Regions from separate parts of the Homo sapiens genome. Here region 2 is linked to region 1. A link is a loop called in an ENCODE intact Hi-C map of the cell type or tissue named here. Cell type or tissue: CD4-positive, alpha-beta T cell. All regions are shown on one strand.

What was found. Peaks named below come from ENCODE experiments on the same cell type or tissue, not always from the same donor. Only the 100,000 strongest peaks of a DNase experiment are listed, where the experiment ranks them.
Region 2: a loop joins it to region 1, with 2.8 times the contacts of the local background. A loop is called at or near these places in 2 of 110 quality-filtered maps.

What each region holds. Positions count from the first base shown.
Region 1 is chr4:48,902,931-48,910,930 of GRCh38, forward strand. OCIAD2 (OCIA domain containing 2) reads right to left here and starts at 3,844. Exons shown (of 7, transcript NM_001014446.3): 1 at 3,728-3,844; 2 at 1,554-1,681. The coding sequence starts at 1,619. RefSeq lists a silencer at 3,522-3,781 and an enhancer at 4,072-4,151. In CD4-positive, alpha-beta T cell, CTCF peaks have their summits at 3,989 and 4,189; a DNase peak (open chromatin) is centred at 3,891; H3K4me3 peaks cover 2,313 bases; H3K27ac peaks cover 553 bases.
Region 2 is chr4:48,134,366-48,142,365 of GRCh38, forward strand. TEC (tec protein tyrosine kinase) reads right to left here. Exons shown (of 18, transcript NM_003215.3): 15 at 6,990-7,054; 16 at 4,539-4,657; 17 at 4,300-4,457; 18 at 1,418-3,134. The coding sequence ends at 3,051. Among named protein-coding and RNA genes, the nearest start is that of TXK, 4.1 kb to the left of the region's middle. In CD4-positive, alpha-beta T cell, CTCF peaks have their summits at 6,736 and 6,935; DNase peaks (open chromatin) are centred at 4,346, 4,786, 5,536, 6,826 and 1 weaker place; H3K4me3 peaks cover 1,003 bases; H3K27ac peaks cover 6,315 bases.

The DNA.
Region 1 (8,000 bases):
TGACAGAGTGAGACTCCATCTCAAAAAAAAAGGATCTCTGGTTATCATTTTCTGTATAGCCATGAATGTTTGATGACTCTCCATTTCACAGAGGCAACTCAGGTGTCCAAATAATTCTCCTTGTGACTTTCTATCATTTGTCTGTTTGCCTCGCCTAAACTTTGCTCCTTAAACATTACTGCTATTACACTATTTTTAGCTTGAACATGAACGCCATTGACCCATCAAATGCTTTCTCTTTTCTTCATTGATGTATTCCTGAAATACACAATATCCATTCCTAACAAGTTGAAAAATTGTTTCCATGTTAACACTTGGGTTCTCAATCTGCTAGCTAATTAGTAATAAAGGACTCTGCCACCCTGAACAGGAACACCTGTCAGCAGCATAGGATTAGTGTGATTACTTACAGTAATATAAATGTAAAAAAATAAGCAAAATATTGCCTGTAATCTCAGCACTTTGGGAGGCTGAGGTGGGAGGATCATTTGAGCTCAGGAGTTTGAGACCAGCCTGGGCAATATAATGAGACCCCCATCTCTAAAAAATAAATGAAAGGATAAATAAAAATAAATAAGCAACATGTATCACTCTGTTAGAGTCTATTAAGAGTTTTGCTCTGCTATCAGAAACCTCTTCAGTCACTGACAGTTCATCTAAGAGTTAGTAAGGCTGGATTACAAACAGGAAAGAGTAAAGAAAGGGTTTTTTTTTTTTTTTTTTTTCTTTTTTTTGAGACAGAGTCTCGCTCTGTTGCCAGGCTGGAGTGCAGCGGCCTGATCTCGGCTCACTGCAAGCTCCGCCTCCTGGGTTCATGCCATTCTCCTGCCTCAGCCTCCTGAGTAGCTGGGACTACAGGCACCAGCCACCATGCCCGGCTATTTTTTTGTATTTTTAGTAGAGATGGGATTTCACTATGTTGGCCAGGATGGTCTCGATCTCTTGACCTCGTGATCCACCCGCCTCGGCCTCCCAAAGTGCTGGGATTACAGGCGTGAGCCACCGCGCCCAGCCAAGAAAGAGTTTTGTAAATAAAATTTTAAATTTTAAATTTTAAATTTCAGCTTCTTTTCAAAGCAGCTGAAAACACACTTTCCTTCCCCATCCTATTTTCCCTAAGCCCATCCAACAAAGTGCCAGACTGAAAAAAATAAGATGACTGGTTAAAGTTGAAATTTAATAAAAATCCTATGATATATATTTTTTCAGATGGCAGGTCCTGCAATTAAAAGTATACCTGACCAGGCATGGTGGCTCACGCCTGTAATCCCAGCACTTTGGCAGGCCTAGATAGGAGGATTAATTGAGGCCAGGTGTTTGAGACCAGCTTGGGCAATATAGTGAGACCTCATGTCTAACCACAAAAAAAATTAGCCAGGCATGTGGGCCTGCACCTGTCATCCCAGTTAAGTGAGAAGCTCAAGTAGGAGGATCACTTAATCCAGCAGTTCGAGACTGCAGTGAGCCATGACTGCACCACTGCACTCCAGTCTGGGTGACAGTGTGAGATCGTGTCTCAATCAATGAATCGATCAATAAATATAAAAGTATACCTGCTTGCTTGGTGGTGGAAAATGGGCATCTTTATCTTGGTTTCCACGAGCAGACGCTGAAGCCATGATGACTTTGTGCTTGCTCTCCTTCCAGTTGTTTATCCTCTGCTTACTCCTTGACCCAGTGTCTAAGGAAGGTAGAAGAGAATCACTATGCCATGACTAAATGTTTGCATCAAGCTTAAAAGCATCCTGAGGATCCACTGGAGTTATTTGGAAAATGTGTTTTTCCTTTTGTCATTAGTCCATCTGCAAACTCAACTTCCAGTGCTCCTCTTCCACCAGCACACATACATGCACTCACTAATGGGGACAGATCAGATTTAGAATAGAGTGGAAATACCACACTGTGCACTGAGTGTCGATTATGTGCCAGGCCAGGGGATATGAAGAAGGATAAGACAAGATCACCGCTGTGAAGGAATTCACAGTCCAAAAGGGGAGATAGACAAGTCAACAGTTACACAACATGAAAAGTATGCATGGGATGCTAAGGAAGAAAAGAAAGCAGGGTCCATTCCATCTAGTCATGTCACAAAGGAACTAGGACTCCTAAGCTTTCAGGAGGATCTGTGGAGGGTAGATGGACTCTGGGGCAGGAGGACCAGGTTGGAAGGTGGTACACTAGTCCAGACAAGGAGTTACAGGGACGTGAACAAAGACCCTGGTGGGAATTTAGCATCTTTGATAGAGATGCTAAATTTGGGTTTGGAAATGTTGGATTTGGGTGCCTGTGGGGGCAAACAGTGGAATTAGCCACTGTTAATATTTGACGATTTGGGTCTAGAGTTCCAGAACAGGGGTAGGCTAGAGAGATGAAGTTGGGAGCTGCCATCATAGAGATGAGAGTTAAAGCAGGGAACTTTAATAAATGTGTCTAAAAACAGTACTGGAGAATATGAACACTGAGCCCAAGGGAATATCGAAAAGAGAAGAAAGATTAAAAAAAAAAAAGCAGGCCAAGGAAATGACTGAGAAGGAATAGCTGATACAGAGGGGAGGGAATTTCTGAAGGAGGGAGTGAATCATCAACACCATCACATGGCTTAGAAAAGTGGACCCTGGATTTGGCAATGATGGACATAATCCAGGTGGACTTTGAGCCTCCTCCTGCCCCCAGTGGCCACTGCATTCTGCAGCCCTGAACTCTACCTCTACCTCTGCTTTTCTTCTGCAAAATGAACCTCTTATATACAATTCTGTTTCCTACATCAGTTACTAAACTTTGAGGCATTTGAGCCAAGGGGACCCGTACTCGCACCAAGTTTCATCACAGGTGTCTAATGTGATTACAGGGGCAGCACGGTGCCCTGCACGGGAAAGTACTGGGGTCAGAGAGACCAGAGTTCAAATCGTGACTCTTTACCCCTGCGATCCCTTTGGTGCAAATGACTTAATCCGTCTCTGCCTCAGCTTTCTCCACTGTTAATTGGGCATAATGGACACAACAATGGTGAGGGGCTCTTGCAGGAATGAAGACTAGGATGAGGATGAGGATGAGGGATACGTCCATAAAGCCCCTGCACACCTTCCATTTCCTGAGCACTCCCAGGAAGTCTTTGCTGACCACGCCAAATTAGATTATCTTTGCTTAGCCATTAGGCCGCTGCCCTATATTGGGAGGCAAATATACCTCTCAGCTTCGGTGGCCAGGTCCCCTGGCACCCACTTAGTCCTCAGTCTGCACCTAAAAGCAAGCCTTCCGAGGGTCTTGCCTTGCAGGTGTAGCTCCCACCCCCCACGCTGGGGTGGTCCGGGGACCCTCTGTTTCCTCAGTGGTGGGGAAGGGACCCGTGGGTTCGTGGGTGCTGACCGACGAATGTGCGGAGGAGGGCGCGCCCCAGCATGGGGGGCGGGGGTGCTTCTTAGGATGGCTTGGAGGGGGGCGCCTGCAGGGCTGGACGGCGGACGGGGGACACTGCACTTTCTGATGCGGTCGGGGAAGCCGGGAGTCAGCCTACTGGAGTCCGCTGCCATCCCTGGCCAGAAGCAGCCAGCGCCACCCCAAGCTCCCCAGCCCCTCGCCCGTGCCGGGGCCGCCGGGGTCCGAGTTAGGGGAGAGTGGGGGGCGGCCACCGCTGCACCGCGCGGCCTTCGAAGGACTGCCCTGCGGCGCCGCGTTCCCCCGAGGCCACCCCCTCCCGCCGTCAACACTCCCCGGGGCGGGGGCTCACCTGTGTGGTCTGGGTCGCCTCCGAGGCCGAGTCCCTCGTTGCCAAGCCCAGCAGGCCTCGCTCCCCCGTGACTGCACCGCCGGCCCGCTCCAGCTTCCCGAGTACCCCACCTGTCTCCCCGGCTTCCTTCCGGCCCTTTGTGTTTTCTTCTCTTGCTCCGCCCCCTCGCCTGCCCGCTAAGCACTTAAGCTGGTGAAGTCACCCTACTGCCACCTGGCAGTCACTTTCGCTGTTGGTGGCAACCCAGGCTGGAACCCAGCTCTTGCCGGAACCCCTGCCCCATCCTTGAGGCTTGTCCCGACACCGAGTAGGTTCTAGTTCCTTTGTGCCTTCCAAATGACTCCCTTCCTCCAGCAATCACAGCCGCAACAGCCATGTATTGCGCCCCCGCCCTAGGCCAGGCGTGGGCATCACCTTTGCACTCCTTTCTGCAGCCGTGTGTGGTGCCCACTGTGACCTGCACTTCACAGACGGGTCATCTGAGTTGTGCAGGCCACTAAGGGAGCCTGGAGTCAACCCCAGGCCTGCTTGGCTCCCAGGCCTTCTCTTTCCATTGCTCTTTGTCGGTCCCCTGCTGCCTCCTGTCCCTCCCCAACTCTGACTTGTGGAGGGAAGCCTTTGACATGTGGGGGTACCTTTAATACCGATATCACTTGTTACCGGAGAGGGGTCCCGATCCAGACCCCAAGCGAGGGTTCTTGGACTTCTCGCAAGAAAGAATTCGGGGTGAGTCCGTAGAGTGAGAGCAAGTTTATTAAGGAAGTATAGAAAACAGGCCGGGTGCGGTGGCTCACGCCCATAATCCCAACACTTTGGGAGGCAAAGGCAGGCAGATCACTTGAGCTCAGGAGTTCAGACCAGCCTGGCCAACATGGTGAAACACTCTCTCTACTAAAAATACGAAAAGTTAGCCAGGCATGGTGCTCTATGCCTGTAATCCCAGCTACTCGGGAGGCTGAGGCAGGAGAATCGCTTGAACTCCGGAGGCAGAGGTTGCAGTGAGCCGAGATTGCGCCACTGCACTCCAGCTTGGGCGACAGAGCCAGACTCTGTCTCAAAAAAAAAAAAAACAAAAAAAAAACAAAAAACAAGAAGAACAACAACAAAAAAGAATGGCTACTCCACTGGCAGAGCAGCTGTGTGGGCTGCTTAGCTAATTATACTGGTAGTTATTTCTTGATTCTATGCTAAACAAGGGGTGGATTATTCATGAATTTTCCAGGAAAAGGGTGGGCAATTCCCGGAACTGAGGGTTCCTTCACTTTTTAGACCATATAGGGTAACTTTCTGACGTTGCCATGGCACTTGTAAACTGTCATGGCCCTGGTGGGAGGGTCTTTTATCAGGCTAATGCATTAAAATTAGCATTTAATGAGTAATGAGGACGACCAGAGGTCACTTTCATGACCATCTTGATTTTGGTGGGTCTTGGCTGGCTTCTTTACTGAGTCCTGTTTCATCAGCAAAGTCTTTGTGACCTGTACCTTGTGCCAACCTTCTATCTCATCCTGTGACTAAGAATGCTGAACCACCTGGGAAGGCAGCCCAGTAGGTTTCAGCCTTATTTTACTCAGTCCCTATTCAAGATGGAGTGGCTCTTGTTCAAACACCTCTGGACACAGTTACCCCAGCCATGGCTGACAAAGTTTTCTGGGCTGAGCTGCCAGGACTGACTGAGTGTGTTGACTTGGAGAGAGGCTGTGGATCTCCACTGAAGGCCCTCTTCATTTCTCACCTTTTCCTATTGTGCGAATTGGTCCCTGTACCTGTGGCCGCTTCCTCCTCACGCCTCCCCGATCCACACCTCCAACTTGTTGTTTCTCAGATTCACACAGCTCTTTTCCACTGGAGGCCCTCCCCTGCCTGCAGCCTCTCCCGATTGGTCCTGTCCTGGCTTTTTCCTACTCCTTCTTTTTGACTGTTCCTCAGGAAAATCTTCCTTGACCCCAGCCTAAGGCAGGCCTTTCTTCTTTTTCATAGCACAGGACACTATTGTTTTCCTTCATAGCACTTATCACAACTCATTATGTACTTATTAGTGTGTTCATTTATATAAAGCATATTTTCCCTGCTGCAGAGTAATCTTCATGAGGTTCAGAACAAGATGGTGTCAGTTTTGTTCACCATTGTGTAGCATCTTGGATATAGAAGGGGCTCAATAAATATTTGTTGAATGAATGAATGAATGAATGAATGAATAAGTGAGCCTAGGTTCAATGACTGTCAAGATACTGTTGTTTTGGATGGTTCATTTCCCTAGTAGATCCTCCAGACCACATTCCTCCATGGATTCACTGGTTTTCTCCCCACCAAAGTGTGTCTTATTTCCTTTTCACTCCTTTTTCCACCTCCAAATTAAAGGGAATATAATTCTATTGCTAATTTCACATTGCATTACCAGAAATCAGAAAAAATCAGCTGGTTTGAACAGAACAGGTTTTGTGATTTAAATGAACAACCCTCCATTACACTGAAGTCAGTGTAATGGACACATAACCTAAGTGGCATTTGTCCTTTAACATCTTGCTATGGTATGCAAGATGTTATACCTGTTATGCATATGTGACAGCTGCGCTTCTGGTCTCCCATGACCTTATTATTTTTTTTTCTTTTTAGAGATGGGAGTCTTGTTATGTTGCTCAGGCTGGAGTGCAGTCCAGGCCCCCACCCTCATCTCTACTTTCCACCAAATAGGCCATTGACTACCTTAAATAGCAAGAAGTCATCATATGTAACGTGCATCGGTTATGACCAATTGGTATTTGTTGGGCAAATCTGATGTGTCCATGTATTGTTCTAGCACTTTCAAAGATAATAGAAAAAGACATGAGTCTTTTCCACAAAGGATATATCAATTCCCAAAGAATTATAATAAATATACATTGCCGTAGAAGTCTATGGCCCTCAACAGAGCCTTTCTTAGGCTTTGCTTCTGCATCCTGCAGGGCCTCCGGATCATGACCTGATCCAAAATTGATTATCACTGGCTAATGCTATGAAAAATGTGGTTGATTTAGAAAGTGCCAAACCGTCCATGGCAGGTTTCAGCTTAAACTCTTTCCACAGCCCTACACTGACCTTAGCCAAGATCTGAATTCATTAGCAGGGCCCTGAGTGATTCAGCTCCTGCCTGCCTCTCCAATGCAGCTATCTGAGGCCCTCCCAGGGCCCTCTGGAGTGACTCATGTTCTCTCCTTTCATGCTTTTATGTGCACTGGAGAGCCAGCCTGAATCAGCCTTCCTCTGCTTCTCCACCTCTCTCTTACTCATTCTTGAAGACTGGGCTCTGAGGTCACCTCCTCGTGGATGCCTTGCAGACTCAAGTTTAGTTTCTCACCTTCTGTGCTCCCATCGCACTCTGCAGGGGATACCTGTTATGCATATGTGTCAGCTGCGCTTCTGGTCTCCCATGACCTTATTATTTTTTTTTCTTTTTAGAGATGGGAGTCTTGCTATGTTGCTCAGGCTGGAGTGCAGTGACTATTCACAGGCCCAATAATGGCACACTACAGCCTGGGACTCCTGGGCTCAAGTAATCCTCCTGCCTCAGCCTCCTGAGTAGCTAGAACTATAGGTGTGTATCACCATGCCTGGCTCTCCCTCCCTCCCTCCCTCCCTCCCTTCCCTTCCCTTCCCTTCCCTTCCTTCCTTCTTTCCTTCCTTCCCTCCCTTCCTTCCTTCCTTCCTTCCTTCCTTCCTTCCTTCCTTCCTTCCTTCCTTCCCTCCCTCCTTCCTTCCTTCCTTCCTCTCTCTCCCCTCCCCTCCCCTCCCCTCCCCTTCCCTTCCCTTCCCTTCCCTTTCTTTTTGCAGGGTCTCTCTCTGTTGCCCAGGCTGGAGAGCAGTGATGTAATCATGGCTCACTGCAGCCTCTACTTCCAGGCTCAAGCAATCCTCCTGCCTCAGCCTCCCATGTGGATGAGACTACAGGCATGCACCACCACACCAGCTAATTAATTAATTTTTTTTTTTTGTAGAGACAGGGTTTTGCTATATTGCCCAGGCTTTCATCATCTTTTAACTTCATCCCCATAGCAGTCCCATGAGTGGTGCTAATAACTTACTCAGTCATGCAGCCAGGAAGTGACAGTAGAATTTTAACCTGGGCTCTACAGTGATGAGTTTCAGAGCAGTGTGGCCCTACTGTCCTTTGGCTGTCCTTACACTGTTACAACCATTGATGTCATTCATTGGCATTCTGTCTGACTGTGAGCTCCTTAATGGTGAGGGCAGTCAAGCACTGATCTTTTTCAGTAACTGGTACGTTGTATGAACT
Region 2 (8,000 bases), 770 kb before region 1:
CAGTAATCTCCATCCCAATCTCTGAGGGTATCTGCTATTAGTCTCTCATCCCCAAAGGTGTGGGTGACTCGCAAACATCATTTTCAAGAAATCACAAAATTTTGGTAAAAGGCACCTTTAAAATTATCAAATCAAACTGCCCTCTCTGGACTGGGAAGGAAATGAAGGCACAGACAGAATAAGGGACTTGCCCAAGGCCACACCGTGAGTGGCAGAAACAATTAGATTCTAGGCTCTGGAATATTGAGTTTAGAATGTTCCATCCTCCCACTCAGCAGACACTTTATTTGGGGGAAGTCAATCTAGTAATAACCCTAAAATGTGATTGGGGGATGGCTGAGAAATATAAAAACACCAACAATACAAAACACACTTGGGAGTTTCACTTCATCCCACTGGAAAGCATAACCATGTGTCAACTAATTAACAGAGCAACTTTAATGAAGACACAGCATATTCTAATCGCCCTTCCAATTTCCTGGTTTAGATTAAGGTCTCCTTAGCATTCTGGGTGATGACTGTTATTTTTACTTCACCTTTTGCCTTTGTTATGCTTTCGTATAAAACTTTTTTTCTAAGTCTTAGTGAAAAATATTTAAAGATTTTTGAAGGAAATGTTGACAAATGTTGCCAGGTGCTATCTATCTTGTTTTCCCATAAAAAGCATACACTGACCATTAGGACAGGGACTCTATCTTCTCCTCACTCTCTTTCATACCACCTAGTACTTCCCGTAGCTCCTCAAGGTGAAAAGGGAAGTATGGGATGGGAGGAGGGAAGGTCAGGAAGGAAGGAGAAAAGGCTGACAGTGATAGTAAGGTAGAGTGTGCCAGGACCGACTCCTTCAATGAGCTACAAGTCAGTTAAAAGTTGTGCATGGTTAGCAACCAAAATGCCCATCAATGATAGGCTGGATAAAGAAAATGTGGTACATATACACCGTGGAATATTATGCAGCTATACAGAATGAAATCATGTCCTTTGCAGGGACATGGATGGAACTGGAAGCCGTTATCCTTAGCAAAGTAATGCAGGAACAGAAAACCAAACACCACATGTTCTCACTTATAAGTGGGAACTGAACCATGAAACACATGGACACAGGGAGGGGAACAACACATACTGGGGCCTGTTGGGGAGGGCAGATGAGGGGAGAGCATCAGGAAAAATAGCTAATGCATGCCAGGCTAATATCAGGAAATATATATATCAGGCTAATATCAGGAAAAATAGCTAATGCATACCTAGGTGATGAGTTTTTGATAGGTGCAGCAAACCACCATGGCACACGTTCACCTATGTAACAAAACTGCACATCCTGCACATGTACCCTGGAATGTAAAAAAAAAGTTGTGCCTGTTTTTGTGATGGGGGTACAGTTAAACAGGTAGACAAGAAGGAATGTGGCAGATTGTGATAAGGCTCGGGATAAGCAGTTTACTTTCTTCCATTATGAGGGGCACAGGAAAAGAATAAACACAGCCTTCAGTGGATGGACTGCCTGGTGCACAGACTCTAGACTGACCAGGATGAAATGAAATGGTTCTCCAGGGTCAGAGTGAAGGCGCTGCCCAGAGCAGCCAGCCTGTGTGTTCACCCAATGCTCCAGAGCAGACCATCGTGGCCTGCAGAGGAGACGCAACTCCTGAAGGGAAGGCGCTGTGTCTTCCTCGGCTAGTTACCCCACCAACAGCAAGAATAACGTGTTGGGCAATAAACGGTCTCTGGATGACTGATACAGTTTCTTTTCGCTGGCGCTCACGTGACCGAGATAGTTTCTTTTCCTTGGCGCTCACAAGGCAAAAAGGAAGGCCCTAATTCCGTTGATGTCTTAGTAGAGCTTCTAAGGGTGAGAAATCCACACACACAGTCTTGACAGCAGGGTCTCCTGAGAGGCTGTACAACAATCCCACCATCCAGGAACCCAAGTCCAACCAGGCCTCCTGAAAAACGTCCGGGAGGCACGGAACACCATGCTGGCTGCTTCTCTCCGTAGCTTCCTGGATCCTCCGCCACAGCTCAGGCTGCTTCCGGGTCCTATGTGAGGTGGGGGCAAACTTTGTTGCGAAGGTCACCTGATCCTTCTGCCCCAGAGCTCAGCACTTCCAATTATAGTGTCTGTGTCCCAGGGAATATTCTTAAGGCTTAGAAGTAGATTACCCGGTTTAATTTTCCATCTGATTCTGATTAGCTGCGGCCACCATGGGCAGGATTACATAGGCCAAATGCACGTGGTTAAGCTGGACAGGCATCCCCAGACACATTTACCTGAGTGAGGAGGGGGCGTTACTCATAGAAGAATCTAGACTTTCTTCTCTTCAGGCATATTTGATGTTCAGGGGGAAATGAATTAACAGCTATAAGGCACAGTCTCTAGTCCTAAGAAGGTGAACTCCTATACTACAGGATTAAAAGTTTCAATTAAAAGACAATTCGTGTTTCTCATAAATATATAACTTTATATATTATATATATTTACAATATATACAGCATACAAATATTGTTCATGTAATACTAAGAGCAGTCTTGAAAACTGAGATGTTTTCAAAACAAAAGATAGGTATTTATTTATCCAAGATGGGTTCCTGATGTATCTAGAACCCAATTGTAGACAATGTCTCAGGCCCAGATTTCTGTAGAAGTCAAAGGGAAAAAGAAGGGTTGCTTGGTCATGACTCTAATACCCTTCCCCTTCCCAAATACCCTGGCCTTCAACTGGCATCAGCTAACATGGTCCCATGTGTGCACCCCTGAATGGCCAAACCCTGGGGCTACACACAGTGCCTGGTAAACAACTGTCACTCAAGTGCCTGAGGAATGAATAGAAATGAGTGATTTTAATCACCATTTCTAAGGCAACATTTCCACACTCTGGGAGATTCTGTCTAGAAGCAAGTCTAGACAGAGGCTGGTCTAGAAGCAAATTATTTATGTGTTTCCACTGTATAAGTAAAATGATCTACATGTCCAAGTGCTCAATAAATTAAAAGCCACAAAATGCCCATCCTTCCTTGTGCTTGGGAATCTGGGAGCCACTGGTCACACATCACTTATCTTCCAAAAGTTTCTTCACATTCAACTAGTTCATCTATTGTGCGCAGCAGATCTTCGAAAGAAGGCCTTCCCTCTGGTTTCTACAATTAAAAGTCAAAGAGAAGCTGTGGGTTCCAGAATCCATTCCACAAAACCTCTCACTGCTCCAACTCCTAAACACAGCATATTACAGAGAGACTTCACTGCTTTGGGACTAGGACATACAGGCATCTCCAAAGGGGTCTTGTCTCTACCCTAATTTACCCTGCATGTACTGCTGCTAGGCTAACGTTTCTAAGACACTGCTTTCATGTCTCTCTTCAAGACCCTGATAGATCTTTTTACTGCCTGTGAAATCAAGTCCTGCAAATTTGTAGGAGCCTCTATAATCTGCCACTTCCCGACCCTCTTGTTACCCAATCTTGTTCCCCACAAAATCCCTCACATGGGCTGTCTGTTAAATAGGGCCACTGTCTCCACTGTTGTGCACACTGTGTTTATAACCACCTCCTTACCTTTGCTCAAGCTGTTCTCTCTCCCTTTAGCACCACTTCCTGCCCAGAATGTCTCTGCCCATCCCAATCAATGCTCTTGGGAGGCAGTACAGCAAGTGGTTGAGACTCTGGGCTTTGGAATCAGACAGGCCTATACTGTTCTGTAGCTAAGTGACCCCAGGCAAGCAGCAACCTCATGACCCTTAATCTTCTCATCTACAGAGTGGCTACAGTCAAAGTATCTCCACCTCAAAGTGTTGTTTTGAGAACTAAATCCAAAACACTAAGTATAGTGCCTGGTACATAATACATGTGAGCTAATGTTACTGTCTTTCAGAAGTCATTTGGTATCTAATCTCTTTTAGGAGGTAACATTTCAATACTTTCAAAGACCTCGGAAAGTTGAGGTTTAGAGAAAGAAACCAACTCTGGTAAAAAAATAATACTTCAACTCTACAAGTGAACCAATGAAAAAAGAGCTACTTATCCAGGCTTATTCCCCAAGTCCCTATCTCAGGCAACCATGGAAGGAGTCCCACTTGGAAGTGAGGAAGCAGCCTGAATGTATCGAGGTAGTTATTAGCATTTTCCACATCTTTACATTCTTCTTCCCGTTATTCAGAACTTGAGTTGAGAGGGTTGGCTTCCTACCTAGAGCTTGAAATCACTATAAAGATGCACCACCTCACTAGGCTATAAAGACTGCATGTTATCCATCTACCAAGCCCAATCCCTAAGAGATTCAAAAAGAAAGCACACAAAAAATCTATACCTCCTGCCAACATCTCAGCATCACCTCATACACATAGTTGGACGCCAACTTCGGCTGGTAGAGTCGGTGGCCTCGAGTAACCATGGTTACCACTTCATAATTGGTGTATTTTTCAAAAGGCATTCTGCCTTCCGTGAATACTTCCCACATTAAAACACCTGGAAAAGGATAAGGATTACCAAATGGATGTATCCACTTTCTCCTCAGGGCGGACGGACATGAGGAAACATGGATCTTACCAAATGACCAGACATCTGATTTGCTGCTGAAGCGGCTGTAATTAAACACTTCAGGTGGACACCACTTCACAGGAAACTTAGCACCAGAAGAACTTGTGTACTGATCATCCAGAACATACCTAGAGTAAGACACACCATGGGTTTACACCTCTGAAGAACAATCTGTTTTTTCTACTTGCTCTTTCATTTTTTTCCCCTTGCAATCAAAAACACAGTTGACTGAAGTCCAACAAGCATCCGGTTGAAGCTAAATGTTCACCTCAGTGGCCACACCTGGTGATTTCCAACTTCCTCTCAGCTTAATTTAAGTGCATGAGATGGATCCATCACCACGTTACCATCTGCACTTTCATTTTTCTGTTTTTCTTTCTTTTTATAAGGCAGTAGAGACAAGGTATCATAAAATAGTTTGCAAGCTTTTCTTTGTAAGCAATTTTGTTCTTTAAATAAAATTTTACCCAAAGGCCCCATATGTAAAAAATCTAAAGCAGAGCTGCTCCAGAGGAAGTGGTATAAAGCATCTAGAAACACACAGGCTTTCAGGCCTCCAATTCCACAGAGCACAATTTAAAACTACAGCATATGAAAATAGCAAATGCAAAAAAACAAAAACAAAAACACAACACAAAATGCCACATGTAAATGGTGGAGTATGTATTTATACATAACATCCCCACATACATACATACACTCAAAACAATACTATATAATTTTTCTATGTGAACATACAATGTCCTTCTGGAAGAACATACAAAAACTGGTAACAGTAGCTAACTTTAGGGGAGAATCCTTGATTAGGGTTGGTAGATGAAAAGACTTCAGCCCTTTCTGTAAGGTGGGCAGCACATATTTACAAAAGGAATGTATCTCTGTATTGTGTGTGAATATACCATTAATTTCTAAAAGGTTCCATGAGAAAATTTTCGAAGAATTGCACAAACATCCTTTGCTATGTAGACAAAGATGGTGACTCGGCACAAAGCCAGCTGCTGGCTGGCAGACAATGCCACTGTGGGCTGGATCAAACTGTCAGCCAGTGGAGTCTGAATTTAGGGTATAAAGAGGTTTTTGAGTGGTTGATACAAAAGTGCAGATTTTCTGAAAGCCTAACATATGAAGATTGAACAGATGAAAGCGGCAGACAGCCTGTCAAATATATAGTATCTGTATATAAAAGCAAATAAAGAGCATTGGGTAATTAATATCCTAAGAGTTGGAAGTTCTGGTCCCATTTCTGACAGTAACAGTTTTCTAATCTCCCTGGGCCTGAGTTTCCTTAGGAGTTAAACTTGGCCCTACATGGCCTGGTCTTTGCCTGCATTTATGAGCATTCCTGGCGCTGCCCGTTGGCCAGCTACCCTGGCGCTTTTTCCGTTCCTTGAGCAGGCCAGACGTGTCCCAGACTTCAAGCTTTTTCACTTTTTCTTCCTACCTGAAATAGTTTATCCTTTTATTTTCACCTACACTGGCTACTTCCTACCTTTTCGTCTCCAGTCAAATCTGCCTATCACAAAGAGGTCATCCTGAACATCAGATCAAGTAGCCACCCTCACTCTTGCCCTGCATCATCATTCAGCACCACCCCAAATTATCTCTATTACAGGGATCAGTCAACTTTTATGTAAAGGGCCAGATAACACATATTTCAGATCTGGCAGGCCATACAGTCCCCGTGACAACTACTTGACTCTGCATCTGTAGCAGGAAAGCAGTCACAGGTAACACCTAAATGAATGAGCGAGGCTGTGTCTCAATCACGCTATTTTTATGGACAGCAACATTGGAATTTCAGATTTTTTTTTACATGTCATAATATTCTTTTCATTTTTTTCATCCATTTAAAAATGTGAAACCCAAATGAGGTTTGGGTCAGACTGACAGCCACAGTTTACCAGTATCGACCATGCTCGATCATGTAACTTTATCAGGTCTTCTGATTCACCCTCTTCCTCAATGTAAGCTGCATGCGGGCAAGGACTTGTAGGTCTTATTCTCTATATGGTTCAGCTTATCATTATGCCTGGCACAGAGCAGGCACCTGATTTTTTATGGGTGGATGTATGGATGAATGAATGGATAGACGGAGGGAGAAGAGAGAAAAAATAAACTAAATACCTTTAAAAGGTATTTTATAATACTATTAAATTATAAAAATTAAGAGAAGAAAAACACTGCAGACATGGACATACTAAGAACCTCACCACCAAATATGTTTTTGTGAAAACAAAAGATTCTAGAAATCTAATCCACACCAGGAAATACAGTGTATTTAACAGGCTATACTACCACCTAGTGGAGAGAATTACTACCATCACAATATATACTTAATTTAATCTGAGAACCAGTTAACAAGATTTCCTTTCTGCTTCATCAGTGCAAATTATTCCCACACTTATTAATTCCACCAAAAAAATGCAAACATCACCTAAAACCACGTATACTTGGACATACCTGGCCATTCCAAAATCAGATACTTTTACAACTCCCGCCTCACTTACTAGACAATTTCTGGCAGCCTGGAAAACAACATTATGATGGTATATTAGTTTAAAAATTCTATCATTTAAGTAGGAAAATGTAAGTTCTATTTATATTAAATTTAGTGTAACCTAGTCAACATTTGCAGAGAGTGGAAACACCCTTTAATAAGTTGTTTTTACCCCTATGGAAGTATTTCCATTGTGTATTTGAAAAAAATGAATAGGCAGGTCAGAAAGTTGTATTTGCAATAAGGCATTATTACATAATCTTTACCAATTGTCTTTTTTTTTTCTTTTCTTTCTTTTTTTTTTTTTTGAGACAGAGTCTGCCTCTGTCGCCCAGGCTGGAAGTGCAGTGGCACAATCTTGGCTCACTGCAACCTCCACCTTCCAGTTTCAAGTGATTCTTCTGCCCCAGCCTCCAGAGTAGCTGGGATTACAGGCACCCACCACCACAGCCAGCTAATTATTGTATTTGTTGGCCAGGCTGGTCTTGAACTCCTGACCTCATCCATCTGCCTCGGCCTCCCCCATTGTTAGGATTATAGTCACGAGCAACCTCACCGGCCAACTGTCATTCTTAAACAAGGGCTAATAGAAGGGTCAACTCACTTTTCTCCTTCCCAGACCTGTTCTTATTAAACTATCCAATTTTCTTACTGACAATGAGAACATCTCTTGAAGTCCTTAATCCGGTTCTCACTAGGTGAGCTTAATAACACACAACCATCAAAATGATGGGCGACCAATCTCTTATCCAATATTTCTGCTCAGTGATTGGTCATCTCATCCCAGTCAAAGAACAGGCTGGGTGCAGTGGCTCACGCCTGCAATCCCAACATTTTGGGAGGCTAAGGCGGGTGGATAACTTGAGGTCAGGAGTTCGGGACCAGCCTGGCCAACATGACAAAACCCCTTCTCTACTAAAAATACAAAAAAAATTAGCCAAGTGTGGTGGCACACAACTGTAGTACCAGCTACC